2 separate regions of the Homo sapiens genome follow, and region 1 is linked to region 2. Evidence: chromatin loops called from intact Hi-C (ENCODE). Cell type or tissue: sigmoid colon. All regions are shown on one strand. Each heading gives the region's core, and the rest is flanking DNA. Links, peaks and the distances in the headings are about the cores only.

Evidence for each region. Hi-C counts contacts between places; a loop is a spot of excess contacts. Peaks named below come from ENCODE experiments on the same cell type or tissue, not always from the same donor. Only the 100,000 strongest peaks of a DNase experiment are listed, where the experiment ranks them.
Region 1: it touches region 2 in a loop (2.4-fold over the local background); 6 of 110 quality-filtered maps call a loop at or near these places.

Annotation. Positions count from the first base shown.
Region 1 is chr7:129,601,540-129,612,672 of GRCh38, forward strand. NRF1 (nuclear respiratory factor 1) reads left to right here and starts at 10,181. Exons shown (of 11, transcript NM_005011.5): 1 at 10,181-10,285. RefSeq lists enhancers at 5,215-5,264, 5,275-5,364, 9,599-9,648 and a silencer at 10,039-11,028. In sigmoid colon, for the core only: CTCF peaks have their summits at 6,382 (motif pointing left) and 6,595; no DNase peak of the experiment used is centred there.
Region 2 is chr7:130,005,264-130,016,396 of GRCh38, forward strand. UBE2H-DT (UBE2H divergent transcript) reads left to right here. Exons shown (of 4, transcript XR_007060520.1): 3 at 3,613-3,838. Among named protein-coding and RNA genes, the nearest start is that of ZC3HC1, 41 kb to the right of the region's middle. RefSeq lists enhancers at 1,235-1,735, 1,736-2,236, 3,341-3,420, 3,521-3,590, 3,974-5,173 and 2 more. In sigmoid colon, for the core only: a CTCF peak has its summit at 5,768 (motif pointing left); a DNase peak (open chromatin) is centred at 5,788.

The DNA.
Region 1 (11,133 bases), core at 5,105-7,604, 400 kb before region 2:
ATTTATTTATTTATTAATTATTTTATTTATTTATTTATTTATTTTTATTGTTTGTTTGAGACGGAGTCTCGCTCTGTCGTCCAGGCTGGAGTGCAGTGGAGTGATCTTGGCTCACTGCAAGCTCTGCCTCCTGGGTTCACGCCATTCTCCTGCCTCAGCCTCCCCAGTAGCTGGGAGGCGCCCGCCACCACACCTGGCTAATTTTTTTCTATTTTTCGTAGGACGGGGTTTCACCATGTTAGCCAGGATGGTCTCGATCTCCTGACCTTGTGAACCGCCCGCCTCGGCCTCCCAAAGTGCTGGGATCACAGGCGTAAGCCACCGTGCCTGGCCTATTTATTTATTCTTGAGATGAAGTCTCGCCCTTGTCACCCAGGCTGGAGTGCAATGGCGTGATCTCAGTTCACTGCAACCTCCACCTCCCAGGTTCAGGCGATTCTCCTGCCTCAACCTCCTGAGTAGCTGGGATTACAGACGCCTGCCACCAGACCTGGCTGATTTTTGTATTTTTAGTAGAGACGGGGTTTCACCATGTTGGCCATGCTGGTCTCGAACTCCTGACCTCAGATGATCCGCCCGCCTCAGCCTCCCAAAGTGCTGGGATTACAGGCATGAGCCCCCGCACCCGGCTCATACTTATTTATTTTTAAAAGCAATTTAAACTAATTTTCTTCATTAGCTAATTCATCCAAAAGGTTCAAGATTTAAAATATTCAAATTATAAACACTAAAAAGACTCTCTTTCACTACTGACCCCCAGCCACCCCACTTCTCTTAAACAGGCCACTTAATGTCATCAATTTTGTACGTATTTCTCTAGGGATATATAAACATATGTAAGCAAAGATGTTTGTTTACATATTTCCTTTTTATGGCCAGGTGCAGTGGCTCATGCCTTTATGGCACTTTGGGAAGCCAAGTTGGGCAGATCTCTTGAGCCCAAGAGTTTAAGACTAACATGGACAACACAGTGAAACACCGTCTCTACTAAAAAAATACAAAAAAAAAAAAAAAAGGGCCAGGCACGGTGGCTTGTGCCTGTAACCCCAGCACTTTGGGGGGCTGAGGCGGGTGGATCACCTGAGGTCAGGAGTTCAAGATCAGTCTGGCCAACATGGCGAAACCCCATCTCTACTATAAATACAGAAAGTAGCTGGGTGTGGTGGCAGGTGCCTGTAGTCCCAGTTACTTGGGAGGCTGAGGTAGGAGAATCACTTGAACCTGGGAGGCGGAGGTTGCAGTGAGCCGAGATCACACCATTGCACTCCAGCCCTGGGTGACAGAGCGAGACACCATCTCAAGAAAAAAAAAATTATCTGGGTGTAGTGGCGCACACCTGTAATCCTAGCTACTCCAGAGGCTGAGGTGGAAGAATCACCTGAGCCTGGGGAGGTTGAGACTGTGGTGAGCCATGATGGTGCCACTGCACTCCAGCCTGGGCGACTGAGTGAGTCTCTGTCTCAAAAAACAAAACAAAACATATTTCCCTTTTACAAATGCAAATAAGGCTACGTGAGCTATGTTCATGCCACTGCACTCCAGCCTGGGCAACACAGTGAGACTCTGTTTAAAAAAATAAATAAATAGTGCTCACTTTGGCAGCACATATAAAATCGCACATCTACAACCATCTGATCTTTGACAAACCAAAACAAGCAATGGGGAAAGGATTTCCTGTTTAATAAATGGTGATGGGAGAACTGGCTAGCCATATGCAGAAAACTGAAACTCGATCCTTTCCTTACACCTTTATACAAAAATTAACTCAAGATGGATTAAAGCCTTAAATGTAAAACCCCAAACTACAAAAACCCTAGAAGAAAATCTAGACAATACCATTCAGGACATAGGAATGGGCAAAGATTTTATGATAAAATTGCCAAAAACAATCGCAACAAAAGCAAAATTCAACAAATGGGATCTAATTAAACTAAAGAGCTTATGCATAGCAAAAGAAACTACCATCAGCTGGGCGTGGAAGCTTACGCCTGTAATCCCTGCACTTTGGGAGGCGGAGGTGGGCAGATCTCTTGAGGTCAGGAGTTCAAGATCAGCCTGGCCAACATAGTGAAACCCCGTCTCTAGTAAAAATACAAAAATTAGCTGGGCGTGGTGGCATACACCTGTAATCCTAGCTACTTGGGAGGCTGAGGCAGAAGAATCACTTGAACCCAGGAGGCAGAGGTTGTAGTGAGCCAAGATCACACCATTGCACTCCAGCCTTGGCAACAAGTTTTTGAAACTGTCTCAAAAAAAAAAAAAAAAAAAAAGAGAAATGCAAATCAAAACCACAATGAGATACCATCTTACACCAGTCAGAATGGCGATTATTAAAAAGTCAAGAAATGACAGATGCTGGTGAGATTGCAGAGAAATAGGAATGCTTTTACACTGTTCGTGGGAATGTAAATTAGTTCAACCATTGTGGAAGACAGTGTGGCGATTCCTCAAAGATTTAGAACTGGAAATACCATTTGACCCAGCAATCCCATTACAGGGTGTATACCCAAAGGAATATAAATCACTCTGTTATAAAGATACATGTACACGTATGTTCATTGCAGCACTATTCACAATAGCAAAGACATGGAATCAACCCAAATGCCCATCAATGATAGACTGAATAAAGAAAATGTGGTACATATACACCATGGAATACTACGCAGCCATAAAAAAACAAGATCATGTCCTTTACAGGGACATAAATGGAGCTGGAAGCCATTATCCTTAGCAAACTAATGCAGGAATAGAAAACCAAACATTACATGTTCTCACTTATAAGTGGGAGCTGAACAATGAGAACACAGGGAGGGGAACAACACTTACCGGGGCCTGTCAGGGGAGGATGGTGGGGGAAGAGCACTAGGGAAAAGAGCTAATGCATGCGGGGCTTAAACCTAGGTGATGGGTTGATAGGTGCAGCAAACCACCATAGCACACGTTTACCTATATAATAAACCTGTACGTCCTGCACATGTACCCAGGAACTTAAAAAAAAAGTCAAGTGGTTGAGGATTTTATAATTGATTTTTTAGTCTTAAAAAAAGGAAAAAACAAGAAATAAATAAATACCATTTAAAAAATAAAAAATGCAAGTGATAGCTTGCCATATACACAGTTCTATCCCTTGTGTTTTTCATGTACATATCTTGGATGTGATCTTACTGAATGCTCTCTCATTCTTTGTTATAGCTGCATAGTGTTTAGCAGTGTTTCTGATTTCTCTCTTGTCTCCAACATCTACTCAATTGCCAAGTTATATTAATGATGTATTATTTTTCCTATGGCATCTCTATTCCCAGTGCTGATTAGTTTAGACTTTCACGCCTGGATTGCCACAATAGCCTCCTGTTTGTCCTCTCCTTAGCCTTTCCTTTATTTCATGCTATTCCGTTAGATTCATCTTAAGTACCGCTCTGATTATGTTATTTCCCAGCTTAGCAATTTTCTCCTTGCCTGCAGAATCTGATGCTACGTTCTCTCCATTTTTCTTACTGCCCCCTCCTCCTTCATGCTCTGAACTCTTAAGTCACACCGAAGAGCCTGATGATCCTAGAACAGACCTTGTGAATTTTCACGGGAGCGTTTTCCATATTGTTACTTTACCTTGAGGTAGATGACATTGCCACCAAGTCCAAAACCACCCCATCCTTCAGTTCAGCTCAGACACTAACTTTCCTCTGAAGGCCTACTGATCCCCACAATTAGTCCAGCAAGCTAAAAGTGAGTCTGGCAAGGTGCCTAAGATACATTTAAGGGGTTGCTCATTCTCAGGGTCATGCAAGTGCCAACGCTGCATTCACACACCCTGAGAGTGGGTGGCTTCTTAAATTTTGCCTCCTCAGTGACTTGCTTACCTCTTCCTAGTCCCAGCCTTTCCTTAGCAGTCCTAGGCCTCCTCTAAACTCCCAAAGAGCTTGATTTGCACATCTCTAAGGGTGTTCTCTTCCTAGCCTGCACTGTAGTTATTGAAGTACAGACTTCATTTTCTCCCCACTAAGTTCCTTGAGGGCGGCACCACGCCTGACCCACACTGGATCCCTGGTGCCTCTCCCCGAATCTCACACACAGCCCACGTGTATTTGTTACAGCTCTTTAGGTTAGGACTGTCTGCTCACCTGAAACCATGCTCAAAGGACTTTCGTAAAAAAGACAAAGGCAATCAGGAGCTATTCAGGAACTTAAGAAACCCAAAGGCAGGAATCCTGTGGGTCTTAGGAAGAGAATCAGAAACTAGAGCACTGTGGGGACTCCAGGAACTCCCGCCCCACTCCCGCCCGCTTCCCCTCTATCTGCTTCTCTGTGTGCATCTGCCTTGCTCCTCTCTCACTAATGATGGACTTTCTGTTTCTCACTTCATTTAGTGGAAAATTGCCTCTGTCTACAGCTTCCAAAGTTGGGTAACTTGTAGCTCAAGTACACATACACCAAAGGGCATAGAGAGAAAGAGAGATCTCAACTTTGATTTCAAAATCTCCGTGAAAGGCTCTAATTGGCCCAGGTTGAGTCAGGAACCTGCTTCTGGACCAACTATCTGTGGCCAGAAGGCACTGCAGGAATATGGCAATCTTGGGGACCTCGGTGGTGTTCATGCATCTTATCTCTATAGCTCCATCATTAGCGTGATCAGCTCCATCATCAGCTCCAGCTTCCAGTTTCTGTGTCTCTTAGCCAAACAAACATTCTAAATTCCCAAGACAGAGAATAAACTTGGCACTGCCTGGGTCAGGTGACCACCCTTGAATCACGCAGCAATGGGGGATAAAGAGAGACAGGGTCTCAAATATAGGCATGACTGGTGGAGGTCATCTCTGTGAATGAGGCAGTTTCTACAGAAGGGGGACTCTGTTGACTAGTGAGTCATACCCAAAGATGAATGCAATGATTGAATGATCTCATTTTAAAAAGAGCAACTGTCCAAAGCTATTAGCTAAGTATTAGACAGTTATTAGAAAACTCAAACTGGAATCAGTCTCTGAGCCTTGATTAAACTTCTGGTGGCTGGGCATGGTGACTCACACCTGTAATCCCGGCACTTTGGGAGGCCGAGGCAGGTGGATCACCTGAGGTCAGGAGTTTGAGACCAGCCTGGCTAAGATGGTGAAACCCTGTCTCTACTAAAAATACAAAAATTAGCTGAATGTGGTGGCACTTGCCTGTAATTCCAGCTACTTAGGGGGCTGAGGCATGATAATTGCTTGAACCCGGGAGGTGGAGTTTGCTGTAAGCCAAGATTATGCCACTGCACTCCAGCCTGGATGACAGGGCAAGACTCTGTCTCAAAAACCAAAACCTTTCTTCCCAATGTCTCTCAAATCTCTCCCTTCCCTCTATTCCACCAACACCACCATAGTTTGCACTCAGGTCTGATGCTCTGCTGGGCCTTCTTCACTTCCATTCCAGCTGCTGACTGTACCGAGTAATCTGCTCCAAACACGTGGCTTTCCTGTTGTCACCAGTCACTCGGTCTGTCTGAAACCAAACACATCCTCTTTCTATTGAAATTCACTTCCCATTAGAAGACCGTCAACGACACTAACATCTCTTCAGCATTTAGTTCTTGAACACCTGGAATTACTTCTGACTTTTGCCCTCCTACTCCTTCACTATCTCATCAGTTATCAAGCAGTGTTGAATTTTTCTTTATCGCCTTTGTTGGCGTTCTTCTTTTCATTTCTTCCAGCCATCTCCAACCTGTTAGGGAGTTTAGGAAATTGTTCAAAGACTGATTAATAAGATGGTATGGAGAGGATGTTTGGTTGGGGATGTGGGAATGTCTGAATCCTGTCTTGGCCAGCCATCTCTACTCATCAGGAGTGTGGGGAGTACATGTGCAATGACACACCAGGGAAAGGAACACTTTATTATTAGCTGGGTATGAACCACAATGCAGAAGTCAGGAAAGATAGGCTGGATTCTGGTCATCTCTGTCTATCCTCCCCACATCAATGCCCAAATTTGAGTCTTGGAACTTTTCTTCCGAGTGGGATAGAGGCACACTAACCAGAAAAAGTAGAGAGAAAGACAAATCCACAGCCTCTTTGCCCCAAGCCCGGGGCCTTGCTAAGACTTTTTCTGTGGGCCATAGCCTTAGGGCCTGGCTACCTTGTGGGAGAGGGAAAGAGAACAAGCTGGCTGGGCTGCCTCTGAGAAAGGCAAGGGCAGCCCTTGTTACCACTCAGAGTATGTTGAAGAACGGGAAAGACGCAGCACTTTCTGTTGAACGTGTTATCTTTTAAGGGCTCCATCCCAAGAAAATGTTATTCCATATTCTCCAATTTTAGTAAGATTTTCTTCCTTTGTGTGTGTTTGGTGGTGGGGAGATGAAATTTCTTCACCATCCTACCTCCACCTTGGGGGAAGGAAGAGGGTGGGGAGGGAGAAGCCTTGAGCGCCCTCTAGAGACCAGAAGCCCAACTCACTCCCTGGTGAATCTACACTCCTATGACCTTAGTGCTTAGCTCAAAATTGTCAACTGTCTATTGCCTACTAAGAACCAGTTCCTTGGCAGGCATGGTGGCTCAGGCCTGTAATCCCAGCACTTTGGGAGGCCGAGGTGGGTGGGTCACCTGAGGTCAGGGGTTCGAGACCAGCCTGGGCAACATGGTGAAACCCCGTCTCTACTAAAAACACAAAATTAGCCGGGCGTGGTGGCGCATGCCTGTAGTCCCAGCTATTTGAGAGGCTGAGGCAGGAGAATCGCTTGAACCCGGGAGGCGGAGGTTGCAGTGAGCCAAGATCGCACCATTGCACTCCAACCTGGGCAACAAGAGCGAAACCTCATCTCAAAAAAAAAACAAAAAAACACAATTTCTAAGGAGGCCATTAGAACCCTCTACAGTCTGGCTCAAGGCACCTTTTTTGGTCATTAGAATGACTTTAGGATAGTAGCAGATAGGGAAAGCACAGAAAAATGAATGCCAAATTTAATCATCCAGCGAACAGACTGGCTGGATCTAATCAAGAGGGGAAGGAACCTGGGTGAGGTTACCAGAATTTCACCTACTTCATAACCAAATCAACAGATCCAACAAGAATTAAATAAGGCATCACGGGAATCTAATCTGTAGGGAAGGGTGTGGGGAGACCCTTGTGGAAACAGCATCTATGTGAAAGGGACTTGATGTGTTCACAGTGGTAGCAGAAGAATCTCTGTGTCTTGACTCTTAGCCAAAAATCTCCAGCCAAAACACAGCCTCCCCTGTTCTCCTGCAAAGGTAAGCCCAGTCCGTTTGGGGCAGTAACCTCAGTTTGCTCAGAATGGTAAATGTCATTTAATCCTAAGAAGGTTCTGCATTAAAGATGAGGATAGTAAAATAAATCAGATCTGCAGTATTCATACTTTTGTGTTAACCTTGGTAATATTTTGTTTAATTTTGTATTTTCAATGTTTGTAAGATTTAGTATTTATCATATTAGAGAATCTGACAAGTTTCACGAAACAAGAGCCTTACTAAGTTTGATGTTCTCTGCCATTTTCTATTTCTTTAATGAAATGTTGGTAATGACCCACTAAGTTACTTATGTGTTTCATCAGTGGGTACTGGCCTGAGACCCTGATAATGGTTAAAAGTACAACTCTGAGGTCAGGCTGATGACTTTCAGATCTAGCTTATTGTCTGGGTTTGGGCAAGTAACCCCTATATGTCCTTGTTTCTTCATCTGTAAAATGGGATAATATTAGTAACTACCCAGGCCGGGCACAGTTGCACACCTGTAATCCCTGCACTTTAGGAGGCTAAGGTAGAACGGCTTGAGCCCAGGAGTTGGAGACCAGCCTGGGCAACAGGCATCTGCCTGTGGTCCCAGCTACTCAGGAGGCTGAGATGGGAGGATTGCTTGAGCCCAGGATGAGACTGCAGTGAGCTGTGTTTGCGCCACTGTATTCCAGTCTGGGAGATACAGTGAGACCCTGTCTCAAAAGTTAAAAAAAAGGTAGTACCTACCTTGTGGGCTCTACTTGATAATTAAATGAGAAAGAAGATAATGTGCATAAAGGCTTCCACTAGGGCCTGACGCATCGTGAGCGCTCAATAAACGTGGGGAGTACTGGGTGTGATGACAAAGGGTCTAATGCACCCAATCTTGGGAGATGAAAAAATGCTGCCTGGAGGCGATGGTATTAATGTTGGGATCTGAAAGAATGGTAAGAATTATTCAGGTGAGGATTCAAGTAAGTGCATAGATGGTGTAGAGAGAAATGAAGTTATGGGCAAAGGGAACAGCCCTTGCAACAGTTGTGAGGTGGCACAATTTCCAGGCTTAAATGACCTGAGAGCTTCCCAGTTTTGAGTGTAGCCTGAGAAATATCTGTGGCAGATGAGGTCAGAGATGGCAACAGGGATGAGATCACCAATGGCCCTGTAGCCACCTCAAAGAATTTTAGACTTTATCCTACGTGTTAATCAGATCTTTTTAAGAGTCTTAAACAGGGAAAAAACATGATTTTCTTTCTTGAAAGACCATTCAAGCTGTAGTGGATTTGGAGAGGGCAATTTCGGTGGCAGGGAGACCAAGAGGAGTCTACCGCAGTGTCTCTAGGAGAGATGACAGTAGCCTGAACCAGAGTAAGAACTGACAGGGAACAACAGTTTTAAAAATCTAATTGGGGCTGGGTGCAGTGGCTCACGGCTGTAATCCCAGCACTTTGGGAGGTTAAGGCAGGCAGATCACTTGAGCCTAGGAGTTCGAGACCAGCCCGGGCCAACAAGATGAAACCTCATCTCTACTAAAAATACAAAAATTAGCCGGGCGTGGTGGTGGGGACCTGTAGTCCCAGCTACTGGGGAGGCTGAGGTGGGAGGATCCTTGAGCCCAGAGAGGTCGAGGCTGCAGTGAACAATGATTGCACCACTGCCCTCCAGCCTAGGTAATAGAGTGAGAATCTGTCTCACAAACAAACACATCTAATTTAACATGGGGACTCCAGAGACAGAGGAAAGAGTAATGGATCATTTCCAGGTTTCTGGCTTGAGCACTTGGGTGGCTAGTGTTGGCACTCTCCTAGAAAACACTGGAGAAAAAGACATTCAATTTTTGGATATGTTGAATTTTGAGGTTAATAGAATCTTGAAAATTAAAGCTTCCTGATTTTGTTAATCCGTTTTCTGACACCCTTTAGCAATTCTTCAATGCAATGCTTTTCACATTATTATATGCATAAGAATCACCAGGGGTGTGGAGATGGGGATGTGAAAATGCAGGTTCCTAGGCAAACAAGCCAAGATTCTGGATACCAACTGGGTCCCAGGACTCAAAACAATCAGCCTGAGTAATTCTGATGGAGGGAGTCTCCTGACGACACTAAAAAAACAACAAAAACGACCCCTCTGCCGGGCATGGTGTCCTGTAATACCAGCACTTTGGGAGGCTGAGTCGGGAGGATCGCTTGGGCCCAGGAGTTCGAGACCAGCCTAGGCAACATAGGGTGACCACCCACCCCCGTTTCTAAAAGTAAAAAAAGACCCCTCGTGTGTCTCCACCGTTAGGTTGTTTTCCCACTGTCCACCCCTCCCTACTTCTCAGGCACCTGCTTGGGGGCCCCTATTGCTTCGAATAAGCTCCGTGGGAGCCAGGACTTTGTCTTGCTAACAGGTGCATCTTCAGCGCACTCAGAACAATATCTGGCACAGCACGAGACACCTAGAAATGTTCGCCGAACGATCGAATGGCTGAATACATTCATATGTTGCTTTGTACAAAAACTTGCTTTCAAATATCTGGGAAGAGTTAGAGATAGGAAAGCAGAGGTCATTTCAAAGAGAGAGAGTGAGGATACCACCGGGAAGGCAGCGCCGAAAAAACCAGAGGGGAACCACTTGCCGATCCCCCAGGCACAGTCTGGAGGTCCCAATTCCCGCGGTAGGGGGGCGAGAGATGCCACTCGTCTGATCAGCAACCATTTTGGGCCCGCTTGCGCCGCTTCTCCGGGGCGTCCGCGTTGTGCTCATCCAGTTGCTTTTGAGGTTCCGGCCCCCTCCAAACCTCTGAAGCGCTCCGTGCACGCGACGCGGCGGCGGGGTAAGCTGGAGCCCTCGCCGCGAGCCCTCTCCGCTGCCTGCCCGCAGCACAGCCGCGCCGACCTCCTCATCATGGCGGCGGCCGGGCGGGGAAGCCGGGCCGTGCGTCGCGTGCGTGCCCTCTCCCTCCCCTCCCCCTCCTCGGCGGCGGCGGCGGCGGCAGAAGCGGCAGCGCTCGCCATTGCCGCTGGTGGCAGGAGGCTGCGAGGAGCCGGCGCGGTCGCAGTCTCCACGGCGCAGGCCCACGGTAGCGCAGCCGCTCTGAGGTGAGTGCCCTACCGCGCAATCTCCAGCTATTTCAGCCCCGGCGCAGCCGCAACACGCCGCCCGCCCGCCGGCCGGCCGGCCCGCCCCGCAGCCGGCACCCTGCCGCCCCCGGCTCTGGGCCTGGGCCCCCGCCGGATTCGGCCCGCCTCGGGCGGGGGGCCCCGGCCCGGCCCAGCCAAACCGCCACCCCGAGGATGCGCAGGCCGCACTAGGCCCCAGGCGTCCTGGCGGGCTCGGGAGGGAGGCGCTGCCCTCCCGAGAGCCCCAGGGTTCCGGCCTCCTCCGCCGCCTGGGGCTCTCGGGGCCGCGGCCTTCTCCCCGCCGTGGAACCCGGGGCCCGGCCTTCCCGCAGCTCGGGAGCGGGAGGCGCGGGAGAGTGCGCCGGGCCCGGGAGCGGGAGGTGGGCGGGCTGCGCGGGACCGGAGCCGCGGCTCTCGGCTCGCCCCCTCGGCCCTTCCCGGCTCTCGTACGCGGGCGGGCGGGCGGGCGGCGCGGTGGGGCCGGGCTGGGGCGCGGGAGCCGCTGTCTCCTGCGGGAGAGGAGGCTGGCTCTTTGGGCGACCTCCGAAGCTTCCCTCCTGCCGGGGTGGCGTGGGCTTGTTACCCAGGTAGACTGGGGGACGCTGGAATATGGCGCGTTGCCCACCTTCTTGCAAGTTAGGAGGTGGCCGGGGCGGCAGTTCGAGGAGGAGGGCGCAAAGTCCTTTTGTACGCAGAAATAAGGAGCGACATTGTGTTTTCTTCCCCAGCTGAGATGTGCCCGCGGAGGGGCCGCGGTTCTTCCTGTGCCTGGGGTGGTGGTCCCCTGGGTGAGGGAGAGGGGGAGTGGCACGCCCCTCCGAAGGAAC
Region 2 (11,133 bases), core at 4,382-6,881:
AAAAAAAAAAAACAACAAAAAAACAAAATTATCAAAGCATGGGGGTGCACGCCTGTAATCCCAGCTACTCGGGAGGCTGAGGCAGGAGAATCACTTGAACTTGGAAAGTGGAGGTTGTGCAGTCAGCCAAGATCACGCCACCGCACCCCAGCCTGGGCGACAAGTTTGTAGTCTTTGGACAAGGCTTTTATCTTTTTTGAAACTCTGTCTCAAACAAGACAGAAAAAAAAACCCAAGGGTTTCCATGTCAGTTCTCTCTTTTTGCTCTCCCATGTTGAGAACAAATGAGATGGAGAAGAGCTACAGAAGTGTATGTTATGTGAAAATGTGCTTTTTTTTTTTTTTTGAGACATGGTCTCTGTCACCCAGGCTGGAGTGCAATGGCTAATTTTTAAATTTTTTATGGAGATGGGGTCTCACTATGTTGCTCAGGTTGGTCTTGAACTACACTCAAGTGATCCTCCTGCCTTGGCCTCCCAAAGTATTGGGATTACCGGTGTGAGCCACCGCACCTGGCCCAAAATTTTCCTAATGCTATCAACGTCAGGCCACATGCTTGCTGGGGCACACAGTCCTGCTCTTTGTTTCTTAGCCTAAGCATAGCTCTAAATTTCCTCTTTCCAATCTCCAGCTGCTTTCCCCTTCCACTGCCTATGCTGGTCTGCCTTCTTCTTATCAAGAGGAGGCCAGTCATGTCTTCCGGACCCCTTTCAAAGTAGGTTCTTCAAGGGACCAGAATGGAAGCCCTCGTCCCCAGGCCAAGGTTGCAAGGCAAAGTTAGCTCCGCCTCCAAACTCCTACATTGATGATAAACATGTATTTGTTCATTTAGGTAACAAATATTTCCTGAGCATGTTCTCTGTACCAGGCACCTGCTGAGTGCCAGGGCTGCCATCACAGGAAGGTCATGTGGTGGAGGGGAAAGGAGCGGTTGAGAAGTTCCAATGAGTGTCTGTTTTGTTTTGTTTTGTTTTGTTTTTTGATATGGAGTCTCGCTCTGTTGCCAGGCTGGAGTGCAGTGGTGTGATCTCGGCTCACTGCAACCTCCACCTCCTGAGTTCAAGTGATTCTCCTGCCTCAGCCTCCGGAGTAGCTGGGACTACAGGCGCATGCCACCATGCCCAGCTAAATTTTTTTTGTATTTTTAGTAGAGATGGGGTTTCACCAAGGATGGCTGACCAGGAAGGTGTCCCCTCCCCTGTAGATCCTTGGCCTCCATTCAGTCCCCGGGGTTTGGGGGTAAGGATCGGAAGCTAACCTGACTGTTCACAACTGGTTTGGAGACTTGGACGGTGCACTGCAGCTTTGGGGCGCACTGATGAGGTCGGGCACTGAATTGGGGAGGGGGTTATCATCCCCACATAGACAAGGAACTCAGTTTCTTGGGGCACCCAGACACATAGCAGCTTTGACTCTCTCAAGTGACTTTGAGGTAGGTGAGGTCAGCTAGTAGGAGCCAAAGCCAGAGACAGAGAACCGGATGTATGGTGACCATGGTGACTGTCCATGACAGATTGGCTTTTGGACACAGGTGAAGATCTGGGGACCCTGGGTGGCACTAAATTCCCTCTCCGGCAGTCAAGGGGGCAAGCATCAGGCTTCTTTCTCAAAGCCTTGTCTCCGTTGCCTCAGATGCGGTGACCTGTCCTGCACAGTCTGCAGGCTCTGCTGCTCACTTCCAGCTCAGAGATGGGGCACAGCCGGAGCCTAAACCTCCTGCTCCTCGGGTGGCAGGCCAGGCGGGCCACAGGACTGCAGAAGGCAAGATGGCAGCAGCTGAGAGAAAGGACTTCCTCTGCCTGTCACCACCCGATGGCCCTCTTGCTTCCAACCCACAGCCTAGGTGCCTGGCAGCCTGATTCTCAGGGCATTCTTCTGTGGTCCTTGGCTCTCCATGCTGCCTCTGTCTTCTGCTCTTACCCTGTTCTTGACTCAGGTGCCAGCCACCTTTCCCACCTGGAGGAGCACCCCCCCATGCCCAAACCAAGTTATACCTCATGTGGGGGGTGTGAGAGAGAGTTTCAAACTTCTTCCAAAGGTTCTTTGACATGTTCTGAACGTCTTAATGTTGTTCTGAACATTAGATACTTGTTAATACCCCACTGGACAGATAAAGAGACTGAACGCCAGGTGCGGTGGCTCATGCCTGTAATCCCAGCACTTTGGGAGGGTGAGGTGGGCGGATCGTTGAGCACAGGAGTTTGAGACCAGCCTGGGCAACATGGTGAGACCTTGTCTCTACAAAAAAAAAAAAACAAAAACAAAGATAAAGGGACTGAAATGGAAACTGACTTGCCCAAGGTCAGTTACCAGGGTGGGGCACCCAGATAGCCAGGCTCCCTATTCCAGCTCGGGCCTCCCCAACGCCAGGTCACCACCTCGTGCTGAGCACTGAGCACACATAGCTTGCATATCCCAAGTCCCCTAGGACAGTCTTCTTTTTTTTTTTTTTTGAGACAGAATCTCACTCTTGCTTAGGCTGGAGTGCAGTGGTACGATTTCGCCTCACTGCAATCTCCGCCTCCCAGGTTCAGGCGATTCTCCTGCCTCAGCCTCCTAAGCAGCTGGGATTACAGGTGCATGCCACCATGCCTGGCTAATTTTTGTATTTTTAGTAGAGATGGGGTTTCACTCTGTTGGCCAGGCTGGTCTCGAACTCCTGACCTCAAGTGATCTACTTGCCTTGGCCTCCCAGGATTACAGGTGTGAGCCACCACGCCCGGTCAGTACTGTTTTATGATGGCTCTTTAGTACTCCTTGGAGGAACAGAGCCACCTTCTTAGGCCTGTGGGATCACTACCTTAAAACACTGCTTCCTGTGCCTCCTGTCCCCACCCATGGGCGTCCCCTTCTGGCCTTCTTGGGTGCCCTTGCCAACTATGCCACAAATGGTCCCTCCAGTAGAAAGCCCCTCAAGGGCCAGAAGGGGCAGGGGACTTTCATTCTCATTTTTTACACCTTTTAAAAAAGTATTTTCTTTTTTTTTTTTTTTTTTTTTGAGACAGAGTCTCGCCTTGTCGCCCGGGTTGGAGTGCAGTGGCACAATCTCGGCTCACTACAACCTCTGCCTCCCAGGTTCAAGCGATTCTTCTGCCTCAGCCTCCCAAGTAGCTGGGATTACAGGCACACGCCACCATGCCCAGCTAATTTTTGTATTTTTAGTAGAAACAGGGTTTCACTATGTTGGCCAGGCTGGTCTCAAACTCTTGACCTCATGTGGCCCACCCACCCTGGCCTCCCAGAGTGCTAGGATTACAGACGTGAGCCACTGCTCCCGGCCTGAAAAAGTATTTTCTAATTTTATTAGTATTTTAAAACTTGGTACTGTGAAACATAGCACCTATTTTGTTCCTCATTTCACTTTGGAAAACCCCCAGGTTGAGTTAGTGGGAGTTGAGCCCAGTCACTGTTGACCGGCTGCATGGGCCTGGGCAGTGCTGAGACTTGGCAAGAGAGCCCAGGGCCCCCTGAGGACCAGTGGGGCACAGAGAGTGGCTACGGGTGTAGCATGGGATGGAGGAGAGGGAGAAGCTGCTGCCCGGTCCATCTCTGATTCGTGGAGCTGATTTTCCAAACACTCTAAGGCCTCGGTTCACATTCTGTTTCCCACAGAGGAGGCTCTGCGTCTCTGAACTGTTGTCAGGCCCCACCAGGCTCTTCACTGTTTGGAGCCAGATCTACGGAGCCAAACTGCCTTGACCTGCTTTCTGAGGAGGGGACAGGCAGCAAGTGCCGGACCTAGCCAGATTCAGCCCGCAGAAGGTGTTCCAGACTCCAAGCAGCCTGCTGGCCTAGCTCCAGGCCCAGGTGGCTGCAGACTCCACAATGGGTGACTCAGGTAAGCTGTGCTGGACAAACAAGCCAGTGTTCTCAGCCCAGCAGGGTGATGCCTGTCATAAGCTTTCCTGTCGTCATTGTACCGCCATTTCCTGAGGGTGGCCTTGCCAGGCCCGGAGCCAGGGTCCATGGAGACTGGTAGGAATGTGGTTATCTTGGTTTATGTCTTGTTGCCAAGGTGCTTCCCAATGCTTCTAAAGCTGGGCTTGGCGCTGATCCACCAGCACCTGTGCTGTCTGATGGTGGCATGGAGGCCGCTGGGCTGAAAGAGGCCTACTGAGACCACAGACAGTCTGGTGAGGAGATACTGGTATGTGTCTTTCTCATGATCCTAACACCTATAGTTTTGGTGCTCCCTTCCTTCAGGAGTCCCAAAAGACCAGGCAAGCTGGAGACACTTGGCCAGAGAGGCAACTGGGCTTAAACAGCCAGCTTAAACAAACAGCTACTATTTCCTGAGCACTTCTCATGTGCCAGGCACTGCTCTAAGCACTTCACATATGCCAATGAATTCTCAAAACATTCCTGTGACACAGCTACTAGTATTATCCCTAATTTACAGATGAGGAAGCTGAGGCTGAGTCATAGGTTCAGAAACACACAGCTGGTGACCAGTGAATCCAGGATCTGTACCCAGGCTATGGAACCTAGAGCCTGCTAGATCCACCTGCCAAGCTACCTGACCTAGAGCTGGTGTTTTTTTTTTTGTCCCCCTTTATTTTTCTTTTTTATAAACAAGGTGTCTTGCTCTGCCACCCAGACTGGAGTTCAGTGGTGCAATTATAGCTCACTGCAGTCTCGAACTCCTGGGCTCAAGCGATCCTCCCACTTCAGCCTCCCTAGTATAATGGGACTATAGGCACGTGCCACCACTTCTGGCTAGTGAGCTGGTGCTCCTAACTCTCACAGGGTACTGCCTCTCTTCTGCTCTGTCATGATGACTGTAGTGCAAGAAGGGGACTCAGCAAGAAGCCTCAGGATTCTAGGCGTGGCTCAGCCACAACCTGCTGTGTGATCTTGGCCTTCACTCCCCACTCTGGCCTTCAGACTCCTCAGGGATTAGACCAAGTAGTCTACAACTCTGCTTCCAGTTCTGTGGCTCTGACTCACGTGGAAACAGCAGTGGGGAAAGGCCCTATCCCTTAGCCCCACCGGAAGTGTCTACTGCTGATTACCAAGAACAGCCTCACGGGCTTTTGAGAAGGGCAGGGAGGATCAACTCCTGACCTGGTGACACTGATGGAGCAAAGCTGCTTCCCCACTCCACACCTCAGTTTCCCCACTCCTTCCAGTGGAGATAATGACCTCTGTGTGCTCAGTGCTACTGTGAGTCAGGGTTAATTAGCATTAGTCATAGACTTGGGAATCCTCACAAGAAAAGGGTCATCTGGTGGGTCTGGGCTGTGCCCTGGCTGTGATGAGACACCACTCATGCCCCTGTGAGTGTGTCATCATGCTTCATTAGTGGCTTGCCTAACTTTGCAGGTCGGCCCTGGGGTGGCCCAGCCCTGAGTGCGGGTGCTGAGATCAGCCAAAGGATGACACCTGGGGAGGGCTGCATGTGTCCCAGGGTGGCTGCCAATGGCTCACAGTCCCCTGGATTTCCCTTTCGGTTGACTTCCCATTCAATCGGGTTCTTATCATTGCTACTCGAGCCACTATTCCTGGATGCAAGGCCCCAACTCTGACCTTAAATTTAGAGGTTTTTTTTTCCTTCTCTGTCTCCTCAATAAATACCCATTCTCATTTCTGTCTCTCTGCTGACTGTTTCAATGCTTTCAGTTTCTTTCTGTTTCCATCACCGCACTTGGTAGAGCTTAAGTGGGGTTAGGGGAAAGACCCTGTAACAAAATAAGGACAAAGTAAGAATGATGATGTCTTGTGTTGGCAAGTCCAGCTAGGTAAGCCAGAAGTGGAACATGGGGGACATCTAGTGGCCGTAGTGGGTACTGCTAGCATTCTTGCCTGGCACCGAGGTCACATTCTTGAACTTTTTTTTTTTTTTTTTTTTTTTTTTTTTCTGAGACAGGGTCTTGCGCTATCTCCCAGGCTGGAGGGCAGTGGTGTGATCACAGCTCACGGCAGCCTTGACTTCCCAGGCTTAAGGGATCCTCGCACCTCAGCCTCCTGAGGAGCTGGGACTACAGGTGCACGCCACCACACCTGGCTTTTTTTTTTTTTTTTTTTTTTGGTAGAGACGGGGTTTCCCTATGTTGTCTACTCTGGTCTTGAACTCCTGGGCTCAAACAATCTGCCTGCCTTGGCCTCCCAAAGTGCTGGGATTACAGGCATAAGCCATCACGCCTGGCCTCATACCTGAACTTGATTCTCAAGTTGGCTACAGTGACTTGCCCCAGCTCTTGGAGACTTGGGAGATGGCACGATCCTTAGGAGGGGAGATTTTCTTATCACTTAATAGCTGATAAATTGCATTTCCCTTGACATCTGGTTTCTCTGGATCTACAGAAGAAAGGTCTCAGGCTGGGCACGGTGGCTCACGCCTGTAATCCCAGCACTTTGGGAGGCTGAGGCGGGTGGATCCTTGAAGTCAGGAGTTCAAGACCAGCCTGGCCAACATGGTGAAACCCCATCTCTACTAAAAACACAAAAATTAGCTGGGCGGTAGTGGCATATGCCTGTAATCCCAGCTACTCAGGAGGCTGAGGGAGGAGAATTGCTTGAGCCTGGGAGGTGGAGGTTGCAGTGAGCCGAGATCCCACCACTGCACTCCAGCCTGGGCGACAGAGACCCTCCCTGTCTCAAAAATAAAAAAAGGAAAAAAAATCAGTCCAGCATGGTGGTGGGCACCTGTAGTTCCAGCTACTACGGAGGCTGAGGCAGAATCACTTGAACCCAGGAGGCAGAGGTTGCAGTGAGCTGAGATTGCAGTATTGCACTCCAGCCTGGGCAACAGAGCAAGATTGTCTCAAAACAAAAACAAAAACAAACAACCCAAGTAACAATGGAATTAAACATCGTCATGCATGTATAACTATGTCCTTGGTTAAAGGCAGGCAGTGGGGTCTGCCTTGGAGGCTGATGGGCTGAGTTTGAATCCCGGCCCTCACTTACTGGGCTGTGTGACCCTGAACAAAGTAATTAACTTATGCTTTTGTTTCCTCATTTGTAAAAATGGAACAGTAATTATACCTTCCTCATAGGACTGCTATGAGGCTTAAATAAGATAAAATGCTTAGACCAGTGCTTGGCAAACAATCTGTACTTACAAGTGATAGCTATTTGCAGCAGTAGTAAAATCAAGTTTCAGAGGTTCTCCTGCTCAAGACTGATTCCCCACATTTCAGTAGGAGGTAGACTCCAGCTGCAGTCTTGGTTTCGCTATCACTTTTTTTTTGAGATGCAGTCTCCCTCTGTCACCCAGGCTGGAGTGCAGTGGCGCGATCTCAGCTCACTGGAACCTCCGCCTCCCGGGTTCAAGTGATTCTCCTGCCTCAGCTTCCCAAATAGCTGGGACTCCAGGCACCCATCACCACGCTCGGCTAATTTTTGTATTTTTAGTAGAGATGAGGTTTCACCACGTTGGCCAGGCTGGTCTTGAACTCCTGACCTCAAGTGATCCGCACACCTCAGCCTCCCAAAGTGCTGGGACTATAGGTGTGAGGCACTGCACCTGGCCTTGGTATCACTTCTGATTGGCTCAAAACCCGTTGTGCCGTCAAGTTATTCTTGTGTGCCTTTCCTTCTGCTCCATTGGTTCTAGTTAGGTTGGACAAGACTGGCTAAGAAATGGACACAGAGGCTAAAAAGGATTTTCTTGTCTCTGTGATCCTGGCTTCCCCGTGAGAACTATGAAGGCCTTGGAGGTGAATCTTGAGTCCCTTCTAGGCTTCACATTTTCTGTTCCTACTACCATCCCTTTGAGGGCTGTTACTGACACACTATAGGAAACAATTTTCCTCCATATCTGCTTACTGGGATATCAATAGGTGGCTAATAGAAAGAAGTGAGTACAGAAAGCTGAAGAGTATGTTATTATAATGATCTGACTTGTTGGATAATCTCTGGATAAGTGACCAAATCTCCATGACCTACCTGTCCTACACAGAGGCCTTTGTATGTTCCTGTTTCCCTCTCTTCCTAATTGGCTTCAGCTATACAACAGTCAGTTCAACTAGAGAGGCACTGTGGCAAGAAAAACAATAACCACCACAGCTGTAGCCAAGGAGCAATGAGATAAAAGAGAGTATGGGATATAGATGGAATGAATGGTCTCTAATTAAAGGGTTTAAATGCAGCATTCACTTCTGAGGGCATGGGCCAACTGACCAGGATGGCAGCTGTATAAAGCCAAAGAAAACCTAGAATAGAAATAAAACTAAACATAGAAAGGAAAACTGAGGAGAAGGAAGTGTTTGTACTTTTGTCGATGGTCAAGCTGTGCGTGCAGCTGTTTTTATTGCTAAGATGGAATAGGATGGAAGGGATTCAGAAGTGGCTCTCAGGCACCCACAACCAGAAGAAGAGTATAAGTGAGGAAAGCCCCAAAGAGAATGCTCCACCTGTTAAGTCTATTAAAGTTGGCTGAAATCAAAAAGGAGCCAGGAGAAAGACTCTCTTCTGGGCACTAGTATCCCGTGAGTGGCTGCAAGATACTCCTTTCTACTGTGAGAGGGAGATCTCAACTTTGAGCTTGGGAAAGAAAACCATAGACTCACAGTGCTTGGAAGATATTCCCAGCTGTATCGTAATGGAAAGAACAGAAGCTGGGAAAGATGGATTTCAGTGTGGCTCTGCCTCATTCTAGCTATATGACAGCTAGTTATTAGATGTCTTTGAGCTTCAGTCTTCTCGGTAAAAACAAAATCTACTTGGATGGGGAATGCAACCTTTGTTAAAACACAGAATCCTAGAGGATTTAGTGGAGAAAATTAGTAAAAGGAGAATCTGAAGTTTGGGGGGACTATAATAATGGGGTATGAATAATCTGGAATGGCAAGGGCTCTTCAAAATGCCACCACCTGTCCTGATCACTGAGACCAAGTACTGCAAAAGAAGGTGCTGGCCTGGGAGGTCAGGAGGAAGGCGCTGAAGTTCTATTTACCAGCAGGAGACAACACAAATCACATAGGATCCTCATAAGCTACCTAATGTGGCTAACACAGGTGGAAAAATTCCTTAGAATGACGACTTTTAATGCTACCTTTGTGGATAGTCAAGTAGCAAAAATGAAATTTCAGGCAATTATCTTCTTTAAAGGGATCTAACAAAAGGAAAAAAAAAATTCAGGCTGGGCGCAGTGACTCATGCCTGTAATCCCAGCACTTTGGGAGGCTGAGACAGGCAGATCACTTGAGGTCGGGAGTTTGAGACCACCCTGGCCAACATGGCGAAACCCTGTCTCTACTAAAAATACAACAATTAGCCAGGCATGGTGGTGCATGCCTGTAATCCCTGCTACTCAGGAGGCTGAGGCAGGAGAATCACTTGAACCCGGGAGGCAGAGGTTGTAGTGAGCCGTGTTCACACCACTGCACTCCAGCCTGGGCAACAGAACAACACTCTGTCTCAAAAAAAAAAAAAAAAAAAAAAAAAAATTCAAATAAAGAATCAAATTAGGAAGAGTGGGTTCCTAGAAAGGCCAAACTAAAAATGTTTACATGAGCAAACCACAAGACGAATGAATAAAGGCCTGGGGTTAAAAGGATGTCCCAGGGTGTGGAAGAGAACAGATGCTTTGGGAAAGGAAGCTCATGTGCTCAGTCCCATCTGAGAACACCCCATTATGCTACTAAGCTGGAATGAGTATATTTGAAAGCATACTCACGCCAGCTCAGTAGCGTATTCTCCAGAAACGGTGACATGTAGACTTGAACTCATGCTGTTAAAGAGGATGGCATTAAGATCTCTTGTGAGAAGACAACAAGGTTGAGAGCTTTACTCTACATGGCTCTATAGATCCTAAGCTTTTTTTTTTTTTAAAGACAGGGTCCTTTGTGTCACCTAGGCTAGTCTTGGACTCCTGGGCTCAAGCAATCCTCCCAAATAGCTGGAACTACAGGTGTGTGCCACCACTCCTAGCTGATTTTAAGCATTTGAAACAATGATCTTTGATTTCTTCAACACATTGAATCCTCCTCTCCTGAACTCCATTTCTAGACAGATATTTTCATATGTAACTGAACTCAATAAAAAGTGAGTAAAAGTAAAAAACTATTATCATCCATTAACACCTGAGGGGTTCTCTGTCTTGGTTAGGCCTCAACCTCAAGGTCATCTTTAATTCTTCCCCTCTTCCTCATGCCCAAAACCAATCATGAAGTCATTGCTGAGATTTCTATCAAATTATGCCCCATTGCAACTGCCATGGCCACTGCCCTCACACTTCCCTTAAATCCTTCTTGTCTTCCCTAAGCCAGGCTATTCAGAGACACTGGAATTATCTTCCTAAGCACAAATGTCTTTTTTTTTTTTTTTTTTTTTTTTCTGAGACAGAGTCTTGCTCTGTCACCCAAGCTAGAGTGCAGTGGCGTGATCTCAGCTCACTACAACCTTCATCTCCCAGGTTCAAGTGATTCTCCTGCCTCAGCCTCCCGAGTAGCTGGGATTATAGTCATGTGCCACCACACCCAGCTAACTTTTGTATTTTTAGTAGAGACGGGCTTTCACCATGTTGGCCAGACTGGTCTCAAACTCCTGACCTCAACTGATCTGCCCGCCTCGGCCTCCCAAAGTGCTGGGATTACAGGCATGAGCCACCATGCCCAGCCCAAAATATTCTTTAAGAGTTTCTCTTTCCCTAGAGAATCAAGTCCAAACTCCTTAGTATAACATACAAGACTCTAATCTGGCCCAACTTCCATTTTCTTTTCCTTTCTTTTCTACTCAACACAGAGTTCTAGCCACAGCAGAATACCTGCTCTTCCTGGAACATATCCTACATGCTGCTCATTTGCTTACAATGCTCCCTCAGTCTCGGATGTGCATATTTTTAACCGAGGGTCTATCACGTGTCAGGCACTGTTTTGAATGTTGAGATTAAAACCAGGACAAAGTCCCTGTTCTCATGGAGCCTGCATCTCCCACTCATCTCCAAGGACCAGCTCAAATCTACACCTTCCTCAAAGTTCTTCCCAACGACACATGACCATTCACTTCTTCCTTTTTTATACCTCTCCTAGACTAGAGCATTTAGCAGTTTGTCCCGCAACATTTATATACCAGTGTGTCTTCTGGCCTGGCCTATATACTTCTTAGAGGTAGAAAGTAGGTAGTCATTCATCTACAGGGGCTAGCACAGTGCCTCACACATGAAAGAGAATGTTTCTTGAATTACAC